Regions from separate parts of the Homo sapiens genome. Here all the other regions are linked to region 1. A link is a contact called in ENCODE Hi-C or POLR2A ChIA-PET data. All regions are on one chromosome and are shown on one strand. The core of a region is the stretch at or near the end of the contact, and the rest is flanking DNA. Distances in the headings are between cores, read along the strand shown. Region 1 holds the start of SYCE3 (synaptonemal complex central element protein 3). Region 2 holds the start of RABL2B (RAB, member of RAS oncogene family like 2B). Region 3 overlaps PPP6R2 (protein phosphatase 6 regulatory subunit 2).

Region 1 (3,657 bases), core at 845-3,344:
GGAGGTAGAGATAGAATAAGGTAGGTAGAGGTCAAGGTAGGATGGCAAGGGGGGGATTTCAGGCCCGATGGTCTCTAACTCCCTAATAAATGGCAATGAAAAGTTTCTTCTTGTAACAACAGACATTCTTGGTTTGAGGAGAACGATAAAGCTTTATCAAAGCTGCATGCCTCCCTAGGGGCACCTAGGCATGTGACTGAGGCCACATGGCCACAGTGTCCTCAGGACCCTAAGACGGCACAGAGACAGTGGATGGAGTGTAGAAGGCCTGGGAACGTAAACATACATGCAGTGGATGGACAAGGTAAGGACACTGAGAGCACAAGTATGAGAGTGGCTTAAGGGGTGGTTGATGGTTGGGGTGAAGCAGAGGCATAGAAAAGACATGTAGTTTCTATAAGTGGGGCGTTGGGGTGGCCACAGGTAGATTTGGGGATAGAGCATGAGACTGCTAGAAGGATGGAGGCTGGGCCGGAGTGGCACTGGATCTCAGAAGAGGGATGGATCTGAAAAGGAGATCCAGGGAGAGGGTGTGAGAGCTGATGTGGAGGAAGCAGCCACAGGATTAGAATTCACGGCATTTCTTGCCTAATGAGGTTGCCTGGGATGACTGGGAACGGGTGGAGAAAGAGGCCTGAGCCCGCACCAAAGCACAATGGAACGGAGCTTAGGATGGGTGGCGGAAGTGTGGGGCGGGAGGAGCGTGGGGCGGGAGGAGTGTGGGGCGGGAGCGTGGGGCGGGAGTGTAGGGTCTGGCTTGGGTATCACTTTAGGTGTGAAGGACGGGGGTTGAGCGAGTCAGAGCCTAGAGTCTGGTTTGTGGTCTGAGTGTCTTGCCTGGTACGAAGAGTTTCTAACAGAGTCTGGGATCCCTCTGAGAACAAGGAATGTGAGGGGATAAGAGGGATGCTTGGTGCAGAGATGTGCTCTTTTGTACGGGATGAGAGCAGCACAGGAAGGGAATGCACCTGTGATGTGGGAGAGAAGTCTTGGAGTTGGGCTATGAAGAGTCTGGGCGGGTCCTGAAGTGCAGGTGGAGGAAGCCAGAGGTGCGTGTGGGAACTTGGGGTGTGAGGTGGTGTGTGGACTCCGGGGTCCCAGGTGTGGCAGGTGTGAGGGTAAGAGGGGCAGGCTGCACGGAATGAGAAGCCCAGGGTGTGCAGACTTCAGGATCAGGAGTGTATGGTGTGAGGACATGGAGATTAGGTTAAGGGGGTGAAGGACTGAGGTGAGGGATGTAAGGTGGGGAGAGTGGGGTATGGAGTGTGCAGTGAGGGGAGCGGGGGAGGGGTGAGGCGGGGTGAGGCGGGGTGAGGAGGGGTGAGGGGTGAGGCGGGGTGAGGGGTGAGGCGGGGTGAGGGGTGAGGCTGGGTGAGGAGGCGGGTGAACGGTGACGTGAGCGATGAGGGGTGAGGGGCGAGGCGGGTGAGGCGGGGTAAGGAGGGGTGAGGCGGGGTGAGGGGTGAAGGGTGAGGCGGGGTGAGGGGTGAAGGGTGAGGCGGGGTGAGGGGTGAGGGGTGAGGCGGGGTGAGGGGTGAAGGGTGAGGCGGGGTGAGGGGTGAAGGGTGAGGCGGGGTGAGGGGTGAGGCGGGGTGAGGGGTGAGGCGGGGTGAGGGGTGAGGGGTGAGGCGGGGTGAGGAGGGGTGAGGGGTGAGGGGCGAGGCGGGTGAGGCGGGGTGAGGAGGGGTGAGGGGTGAGGCGGGATGAGGGGTGAGGGGTGAGGCGGGATGAGGGGTGAGGGGTGAGGCGGGGTGAGGGGTGAGGCGGGGTGAGGGGTGAGGGGCGAGGCTGGGTGAGGAGGCGGGTGAGCGGTGACGTGAGCGATGAGGGGTGAAGGGTGAGGCGGGGTGAGGGGCGTCGGGGGAGGGGCATGGGGTGTGGAGTGAGTGGAGTCGGGTGAGTGGAGTTGGGTCGAAGTCAAGGGTCTGGCTTGAGGTTGGTGCCACCGCGAACGCTAGGACAGGGTCAGGCGGAGCCCAGCCGTCAGGGCGCGTTGGGAGGGCCGGGGCCCAGGGGGGCGCGGCCTCGCTCACCTCCAGCTTGGCCCGCGCTCCGGTCCTGCTCTGGCGCCCCCAGCGGCCGCTTGAGGAACAAGGCCGCTCCTCGAGAGGGATGCCCCGCCCTTTCCGTTAGCGAACCCTCCCCGGAAGTGACCTCTCGCCCTCATTGGGTGTCCTCGGGAAAAGGGGCGGGGCATTCCGCGCTGCTCCCACAGGTCTGCGGCGTCCGAGTCTGGGACTGGCAGGTGCGGTGCTGGGGACGTCCTGAGGTTGAGGGAGAATCCTGCGGAGATGAAGAGCTTCCCGGCCTGACAGTTTTGCCCCCACCTCCTTCTTGAGCTTAAGGATTTATACGCAGGGCCCCGTTTGCCTGCTGTGTCCCCAGTGTCCAGGACAGCGCCCGGTACCAAAGGTGCTGGTAAACATTTGTCGAATGAGTCGCTGAACGCCCAGCTATTTCCACTGTCACAGCGATCATGTGTGGCGGACATTATGTGGCATGTATCTTACAGAGGAGGCAGCCCGGGCTCAGGGAGACGAGGCAGAGGTGCACGCAGGTCTATGTGGGCTGGAAAGTGCTGGGGCCTCCCGGGCGCTCCTGGTCTCCAGGCAAGAACTGGAAGCAGAGCCACTCAACACCTAGAAGGGCAGTGACAGAAAGCTCTGGCTGGGAGGAGGCTGACCAGAGGCCAGTCTGAGCTCAGCCTTTTTTTTCAGAGGGACGTGGGCACCCTAGAAGGGTGGTAAGTAGGCGAGTGGCAGAGTTAAAAGGTCTCTGGCTGCCGAGGCGGGTGGCGACGGGGCCGGCCGTTGCTGTTGTTTGGCTGAGTGGTGGACAGGGTCAAAGCCATTCCAAGGTCGACTTGACAGGGCTTGGTAATGTGGGAGGGAGGGAGAAAGAAGCAAGGGGCTAATGGCCGGGGTGATACCACTGGCAGAGATGTGGAAGAGTGGGAGAAGCTAGCTTGGAAGGTTAACTTTGATTTTGAACACCTTGTGTTTGAGAATCCTGACAAACCTTAGACCCCCTGAATTTTCTCTCAGGGATTCTGATTCTTAGCAGCCTGATTGCAGAGGAGGAAAAATGGCTGGGGTTGAGCCAGACAGTTCTGGGCAAGGAGTGAGCATTCGCTTGTTTATTGAGGAGGCTGCTGCCTGGGCCACACTCCCTCCGCCAGCTGCCAGGTTCCTGCCCCGGTTGAACCCGGTTTTCTGGCCATCCCTTTCCACCTGTGAGCTGCTCTTCATACTTCCATTTGCTTATACAGCCCAGAGCCGATTTCTGTTACAGCAGCCCAGAGAAACATGAATAGGGAATAATTCTTTTTTTTTTTTTTTGAGACGGAGTCTTGCTCTGTTGCCCAGGCTGGAGTGCAGTGGCACGATCTCGGCTCACTGCAACCTCCGCCTCCCAGGTTCAAGTGATTCTCCTGCCTCAGCCTCCCTAGTAGCTGGGATTACAAGCACATGCCACAACGCCCAGCTAGTTTTTGTATTTTTAGTAGAGACCGGGTTTCGCTATGTTGGCCAGGCTGGTCTCGAACTCCTGTCCTCAGGTGATCCACCCGCCTCGGACTCCCAAAGTGCTGGGATTACAGGTGTGAGCCACTGTGCTTGGCCCGAATCAGGAATAATTCTGATGGCTAAGGAAGACAGC
Region 2 (3,657 bases), core at 854-3,353, 220 kb after region 1:
AAGGTGGGCCTGGAGTACTTGGGAGATAAACGTGACCACTTCTCTGGGCAGGGGCAAGTGTACCGTCATGCTATGAAGGCAGAAATGGACATGTGCCCTCAGCAGTCCTAGGCGTGAGAACTAGGACGTCTCATGGAGACAAGCTGGCAGCACGGCAGAGCCTCCCTTCACCTCTCCGGGTGGCACGTAGGCACCGAAATTCATTACAAGAAGAAGCCAGTCTTCACAATGATTATAGTCAATCGTCAGTTCTACCCAGTTTTCTCTATTTCAGAGAGTCCCTCCAAGAAAGCATCTTTACCACCTTTACCCAATCTGTCACGGTGGCATAGTCACTTTTGTCTTTCCATTCCCACTCCCCGCCCTTGCCATCCCTCAGCCCACAAACCACATACAATGTCCTCAGTTGCTCCACACGTTCTCTCAGGGCTCAGAGGAAACATTCAAATTCCTCAGTCCTTATGACCTGCCCCCTCCACCTGACACACACAACGGCTCACGTGATTCCCCTCGTTCCCCCATGAACATCTGGGCTCCAGCCAAGACTGCTCCTTCACCAGCCCCAAGAAGCCATGCTCCTCTGCCTCTGGAGGACTTTTTAAATGACCTGGACCCTCTCTGGGGCTGGTATTTATTCCCTAATCTCCCAACATACTTGGATTTGCCCACTGCGCTGTCTCCCAGGCAGATGATCTTCACGTTGTCATCAGCATCATACTTCCCTTGGTCCAACTCACTCGGTTTGGTTTTGTCTTCTGCCATTGGCTCCTAGCTGTAGAGAGGGGTCCAGCCCAAGGGAGGGGAGGGTATTGTCACTGTCTGGGAAGATCAACAAGAGGCTGTTGTCAGAGATAAGTCCCCTCAACCAAATCTCCAGCTGTACCTCCCTCCAGACTGCTTCCCTCAGTGCCAGACTGAGATATGGTATGCAATTGACTACTAGACTTGGAGTAGCAGAGTATGACACACAGGCATCAATAATATGTTATACACAAATAGTTAAGTCCTGCGCACCCCAAATGCTGCTCCTCACGTTACCCATTTGCACAAGACATTCACCAGGCATCCAGTGCCAAAGGCTGTGTGCAACATTATGTCTAGCTCTGTTTTACTCTCCTCACACCTAAATATGACTTTGCAAACATTCCTGAGAATGTAACCACAGTCCAGACTCTTAGCTAGGGGGGCACATAGAAATGATATGATGATGAGACAGCAGCAATAGGTGAGCCTTACTGGGCATTCACCATGAGCAGACCTTGCACAGGGTTCAGAGGATGGAAGACACAATGATAGCAGAGTCTACTGTGGTGAGAGCTACGACAGAAGTATGCACACGGGTCAGGGGTAGAAAATACCAACAGGGCCCCCGAGTTTTCCTGACTGTGCCACCACACAGCTACTGCTTCTGCACAGCCAGGGACTTCGCCTTGTTTATCCAGGGAGACAATTCCTGGGAAGTGGCAGATGCCTGGAAAGCATGATGAGGGGTCTGCCCCCTTTCACCTGTACCCTGTAGAGAGAGCGACAGAAAGCCAAATCCAGCTTCATGGCTCCATGCTTGAAGACGTTCTTTCTTTTGTTTAGAGATAGGGTCTCACTCTGTCGCCCAGGCTGGAGTGCGGTGGCGCGATCACGGCTCACTGCAGCCTCCAACTCCTGGACTCAAGCGATCCTCCCTCCTCGGCATCCCTGGACTATAGGCGTGAGCCACCGCTTACGGGCGAAGACTTGCTTGTCCGTGTCCTTGCCATCTAAGTGGGTAAGCTATCTTTCGATAAATGTTTTTGGCCACCAACCATGTCCAGGCATCGCCAGGCTGCCCGTCCCGCCCCCCACAACAGCCTCGCGAAGCCACCTTTCCGTGCTTCCCCCGACCCGGACGCCCTCTCGCCCACACCGCTAGGGAGGCCTCGGAGGGGCTGTCCCCGCGTGCTAAGCCAGCCACCGGGGCGGATTTGCCCTCACGTGCGGTTCCGAGTGAGGGCTGGAGAGACCAGGGACGCTGCGGGTCGGCCCCTCGGGCCCTGCCGCCAGTCTGGACTCTGCGCGCTCTCGAACCACGCCCGCCGGCCCAGCTCGCGCCGCAGCGCACTCCACTTCCGGCTCGGCCCGCGTCCTCGCAGCTGCTACGCAACCGCACAAGGACCCCGAGGGAGGCTGCCCGGCCGAAGGCCTGAAGGACCCCGCCGGGGCGCTGGCTGCCCAGCGCGGCGCCTGGCGGGAGGGCCGCAGGGAGTGCGCATGCGGCCGAGTGCGGGACTGGGGCTCCTGGCTGTGGGTGTGGTACCGAGGCTTCAGCGGGTGCCGCCCGCCTAGAGGGAGTGGAGCGGTGAGCACGTCAGGGGTGGGGGGCGCAGGTCAAGCTTTCACCAGTTTTTAATTCTTTGATGGGGTAAATTTGAGCAATTTTCTCGACTTGTCGACATTCGTTATTAACTGAGCAGGAATCAGGAGAGGAACCCGGTCCTCTCCACACAGCCCAGCAGGTACGCCGCCCATGTGCCTGTGGAGAAGAGAGGTTCCTGTGGGGCAGACAGGTGTGGACCAAGTAGCTGCGAAATTTCTTCTGAAGAAAACACACAAGGGGGAAGCGAGTGAGCTCAGTGGAGGAGGGGCGCTACCCCAGGGGACGTCCCCATGCATGGGCTTGTGAACCTCGAATATGTGAGACGGTCTCAGTCAATTTAGAAAGTTTATTTTGCCAAGGTTGAGGACGCACGCCCGTGACACAGCCTCAGGAGGTCTTGACATGTGCCAAAGGTGGCCGGGACACAGCTTGCTTTTATACATGTTAGGGAGACAGGAGACATCAATATATGTAAGATGAACGTTGGTTCCCTCGGGAAAGGCGGGACAACTCGAAGCAGGGAGGGGGCTTCCAGGTCACAGGTAGGTGAGAGACAAACTGTTGTATTCTTTCGGGTTTCTGAATAGCCTCCGCAAAGGAGGCTATCACATATTAACCTATCTCAGTGAGCAGAGGGGTGACTTTGAATAGATGGGGAGGCAGGTTTGCCCTAAGCAGTTCCCAGCTTTTTTCCCTTTAGCTTAGTGATTTTGGGGCCCCCAGATTCATTTTCCTTTCACAGGCTAGACAGCTTTAGGAACTGAAAGGTTCACGAGGCTGTAACGAAGAGTCGAGTTGCTCCAGGTGAGCCTGGGCCACAACAGCACGCAGGACCTGGGCGCCCACGAGGGGCTCCTGGGAGGGTTTGGGAAAGGGATGTGTGAACCCTATCTGAGATGGTTTCAGGTAATTTAGAAAGAGGTGCACCCGTGACACAGCCTCAGGAGGTCTTGACGACATGTGCCCAAGGTGGTCAGGGCACAGCTTGGTTTTAGGGAGACATGAGACATCAATCAATATATGTAAGAAGTACGTTGCTTCCATCCAGAAAGCTGGGGACAACTGGAAGCAGGGAGGGGGCTTCCAAGGTCACAGGTAGGTGAGAGACAAAGGTTGCATTGTTTTGAGTTTCTGATTAGCCTCTCCAAAGCAGGGAATCAGATATGCACCTATCTTAGTGAGGAGATAGGTGACTTGGAATAGAAAGGGAGGCAGGTTTGCCCTGAGCAGTTCCCAGCTTGACTTTTCCTTTAGCTTAGTAATTTTGGGTCCCCAAAATTTTCCTTTCAGAGAGCCTACGACTAGAT
Region 3 (3,657 bases), core at 578-3,077, 160 kb before region 1:
TCACTTGTATAAAAAACATGAAAGTCAGGTGTGGTGGCTCACGCTGGTAATCCCAGCACTTTGGGAGGCTGAGGTGGGAGGATCACTTACGCCCAGGAGTTGAAGACCAGCCTGGGCAATATAGCGAGACTCCATCTCTTTTTTTTTTTTTTTTTTGGTCTGAGATGGAGTCTCACTCTGTCGCCCAGGCTGGAGTACGGTGGTGCGATCTCGGTTCACTACAACCTCCGCGTCCCAGGTTCAAGTGATTCTCCTGCCTCAGGCTCCCGAGTTGCTGGGATTACAGACATGCATCACCACACCCAGCTAATTTTTTGTATTTTTAGTAGAGACAGGGTTTCACCATGTTGGCCAGGCTGGTCTCGAATTCCCGACCTCAGGTGATCCATCTGCCTCAGCCTCCCAAAGTGCTGGGATTACAGGCATGAGCCACTGCACCCGGCCCCCATCTCTATTTCTTTATTTAAAAAAAAAAACATATTAAGACTTTTTTTTTTTTTTTTTTGGAAACACAGTCCTTTCTGTCAACCAGGCTGGAGTGCAGTGGCGCGATCTTGGCTCACTGCAACCTCCGCCTCCTGGGTTCAAGCAGTTCTCCTACCTCGGTCTCCTTAGTAGCTGGGACTACAGGCGCACACCAGCATGCCTGGCTAATTTTTTGTATTTTTAGAAGAGACGGGGTTACCATGTTGGCCAGGCTGGTCTTGAACTCTTGAGCTCAGGCAATCTGCCTGCCTCGGCCTCCCAAAGTGCTAGGATAGTGCTAAGATTACAGAAGACACTTTTTTTGAGGCTAGTCAAAGTGCAGCAGTGTTTACACCTAATTGGTCACAAGCAGTTAAGATTTCTTTCTTCCTTCTTCAGTCTGTCTGCGTCACATGACTAGCCTTGTAAATAAAGTGAAACAAAAAACACTTTTTTTGAGAAATAGAATAGGGGCCGGGCGTGGTGGCTCACGCCTGTAATCCTAGCACTTTGGGAGGCTGAGGCGGGCGGATCATGAGGTCAGAAGATGGAGACCATCCTGACTAACACGGTGAAACCCCGTCTGTACTAAAAATACAAAGAATTAGCCAGGCGTGGTGGCCGGTGCCTGTAGTCCCAGCTACTTGGGAAGCTGAGAGAGTAAGTGCACTCCAGCCTGCATGACACAGCAAGACTGTCATCTCTTTAAAAAATAAAAAAAGATGGAGAAGATATAAATATATATGTAGACCAGGAGTTGGCAGACTGTATCTATGAAAAGTCAGAGAGTAAATACTTTAGGCTTTGCAGGTTGTAAGGTCTCTGTTGCAACGGCTCAACTCTGAAGTTGTAGCATGAAAGCAGCTACAGAAAATAGTAAACAAATGGATGGGGCTACATTCCAAGAAGGCTTCATTTATACAGAGCAGCACCTGTGCTTCGCGACTCTGCTATCCTTGCCTAGTGGCACTGCCAGGTTAAACACCGCCTCCCGCAACCTGTTAGCCTTGGAGGTCAGGGTTCTCCTGCAGACCTGGCAGAACACCTCCATGACCACAGGCTCAATTATGGGAGGACTCTTCTTGAAAGTGGAGAATTTGCCTGAGCTGTCTGTGCTCAAGAGAAGCTGCACTTGGTTTGGGTGGATTGGGATCAGGTAGCAGCCACTGACCCTGCTTAATTAAAGCCAGGGGCTGCTCCAGGGAGGTGAGGCCCACACGCTGCCTCTTCCTAAGGCCTCACATGCAGCTAGCCCTGCTTCTGCGGAGCAGCCCTTGGCTGAAAAGCCACTGTGACTGTAAGATGGCTGGTCACCTTCTGGAGTCAGAGCACTGCCTGCCCAGGCCACAGCAGAGGGCGCCACCCCAGGGCTGGAGGCAGCAGCAGTCACATGGTCAGCCCTAGAGCCTGGGGATGCTCCTGGTCTTTTCGTGAGCTCTTGTCTAGTTTGCTTGCCAAGATCTGGATTATTTGAGAAATAAGACAGAAGAGTCAGTAAGAGACACCAAGCTGTCGCTTTCATTACTCATAAAGCAGTGTCATTTATAACTCTGAGCTGTGGGCTTCCTCATTCCTGATTGCAGAATTAGAACTGCTCACCCAGTGGGAAGCAGCAGTGGGTCACAGCGGGCCCCCAGGAAGCACCCCCTGCCGCAGAGAGACTTGCTGCACTCAGGGCAGAACTGAAAGAAAGACAGCGTCTCCACCAAGGGAAACACTGGGAGGAAGGGAACTTTGCCATAACAGTTCCTGGGCCACTGACCATCCACTCCACATCCATTGTCCATCTCCTGTCATGGCTTCTTCCTCTTCTTCGGTTGACTTCCTGTGGTAAATTACACTCTGTTAAAACAGCTTCCTGAGATGGAGTTCGTGGGTGGTGATGTTTAGGGCATCGGGCCTGCGTGTTTGAGACCCTCTGATTAGAAGTTCAGACTGGGCATTACCCCCTGGGCTTTGGGAGCCTCCGTGTTGTCCTCTAGTCTCACAAGTCTGATGTAGCAAGCTCCTGGCTCACGTGTGTCACCTGTTTTCTCTCCTCTCTGAGGGCATTTAGGTTCTTTTCTAAGCCCTATTGTTTCTCAATTTCCCAGTAATGTGGAATTATTCCATGGGTCAGGACAGGGGATCCCCAAAGAGCATCATTGAGCCAAGAGAGTTTCATAGTCAGAGCTTGGGCGAATTTAGTAATAGGTAAGTACAAAATCAAGCAAACAGAAAAATATTGACTCTAAGGGAAAAGTTGTATAAGTAAGCAAAGATATCCCGAGTAGACAAATGAGGTCAACAGTGGATATCCATTTCTTTCATTTGTTGTTCTGGGCTCCCTGAACCCTTTTAGTCTGTACATTTGTGACATTAGCTGAGGGAAATTTCTCATATTGTTTCTTTGATATTTTCCCTCTTTTCTCTTTCTGGGACTTCTAATGAGGTGTTAGATTACTCAAATTAATGCTTTCCTTATTTTTGCTTTTAATGTTTTGTACTTTGCCTTTTTGGCCTACATCTGAGAGACTTCTTCATCTTTTAAGTTCTCATCCTTTTATTGACTTTTCAAAGTTCTACCATTATTTTTTGTTTGTTTTTTAGATGTGAGGTCTTGCTATGTTGCCCAGTCTGGACTCAAACTCCTGGGCTCAAGTGATCCTCCCATCTCAGCCTCCCAAGCAGTTGGAACCACAGGTGCCACCATGCTTAACATCTGTCATATTTTAAAATTTTATTTTTTTTTTGAGATGGAGTCTGGCTCTGTCGCCCAGGCTGGAGTGAAGTGGCACGATCTCGGCTCACTGCAACCTTCACCTCCGGGTTCACGCCATTCTCCTGCCTCAGCCTCCCGTGTAGCTGGAACTACAGACGCCCACCACCACGCCCGGCTAATTTTTTATATTTTTTAGTAGAGACGGGATTTCACCGTGTTAGCCAGGATGGTCTCGATCTCCTGACCTCGTGATCCGCCCGCCTCGGCCTCCCAAAGTGCTGGATTACAGGCGTGAGCCACCGCGCCAGGCCAATTTTTTTTTTTTTTTTCTGAGACAGAGTCTGTCTCGCTCTGTCGCCCAGGCTGGAGTACAGTGATGCGATCTTGGCTCACTGCAAGCTCTGCCTCCTGGGTTCACACCATTCTCCCGCCTCAGCCTCCCTTTTTCTTTTTTCTTTTTTTTTTTGAGACGGAGTCTCACTCTGTCGCCC

Evidence for each region. A loop is a pair of places that touch in the nucleus more often than their neighbours do. ChIA-PET counts read pairs that join two places held with the same protein, here RNA polymerase II (POLR2A). Pooled maps may share reads with other maps.
Region 2: a loop to region 1 is called in a pooled map, with 7 times the contacts of the local background. The contact joins the promoter of RABL2B here to the promoter of SYCE3 in region 1. A Hi-C loop is called at or near these places in 1 of 50 pooled maps.
Region 3: a pooled map shows a loop between it and region 1 (3-fold over the local background). The contact joins the enhancer-like site here to the promoter of SYCE3 in region 1. A Hi-C loop is called at or near these places in 2 of 50 pooled maps. POLR2A ChIA-PET finds 5 or more read pairs at or near these places in 2 of 52 experiments (HEK293 and HepG2).

What each region holds. Positions count from the first base shown.
Region 1 is chr22:50,560,825-50,564,481 of GRCh38, forward strand. SYCE3 (synaptonemal complex central element protein 3) reads right to left here and starts at 2,095. Exons shown (of 3, transcript NM_001123225.3): 1 at 2,034-2,095. It overlaps LOC107985568 (a long non-coding RNA gene), which reads left to right and starts at 2,137. Exons shown (of 2, transcript XR_001755606.3): 1 at 2,137-2,743. RefSeq lists silencers at 518-716, 1,787-2,196.
Region 2 is chr22:50,781,533-50,785,189 of GRCh38, forward strand. It overlaps RABL2B (RAB, member of RAS oncogene family like 2B), which reads right to left and starts at 2,104. Exons shown (of 9, transcript NM_001130919.3): 1 at 1,969-2,104; 2 at 656-815. The coding sequence starts at 762. It also overlaps the pseudogene RPL23AP82. RefSeq lists a silencer at 2,036-2,275.
Region 3 is chr22:50,398,029-50,401,685 of GRCh38, forward strand. The region is part of intron 3 of PPP6R2 (protein phosphatase 6 regulatory subunit 2); the gene reads left to right. Among named protein-coding and RNA genes, the nearest start is that of MIR12114, 7.6 kb to the right of the region's middle. RefSeq lists enhancers at 1-298, 1,708-2,304. Within about 2 kb of position 1,828, at least 23 of the 41 ENCODE cell types and tissues checked have a DNase peak (open chromatin) inside an H3K27ac peak, as active enhancers do.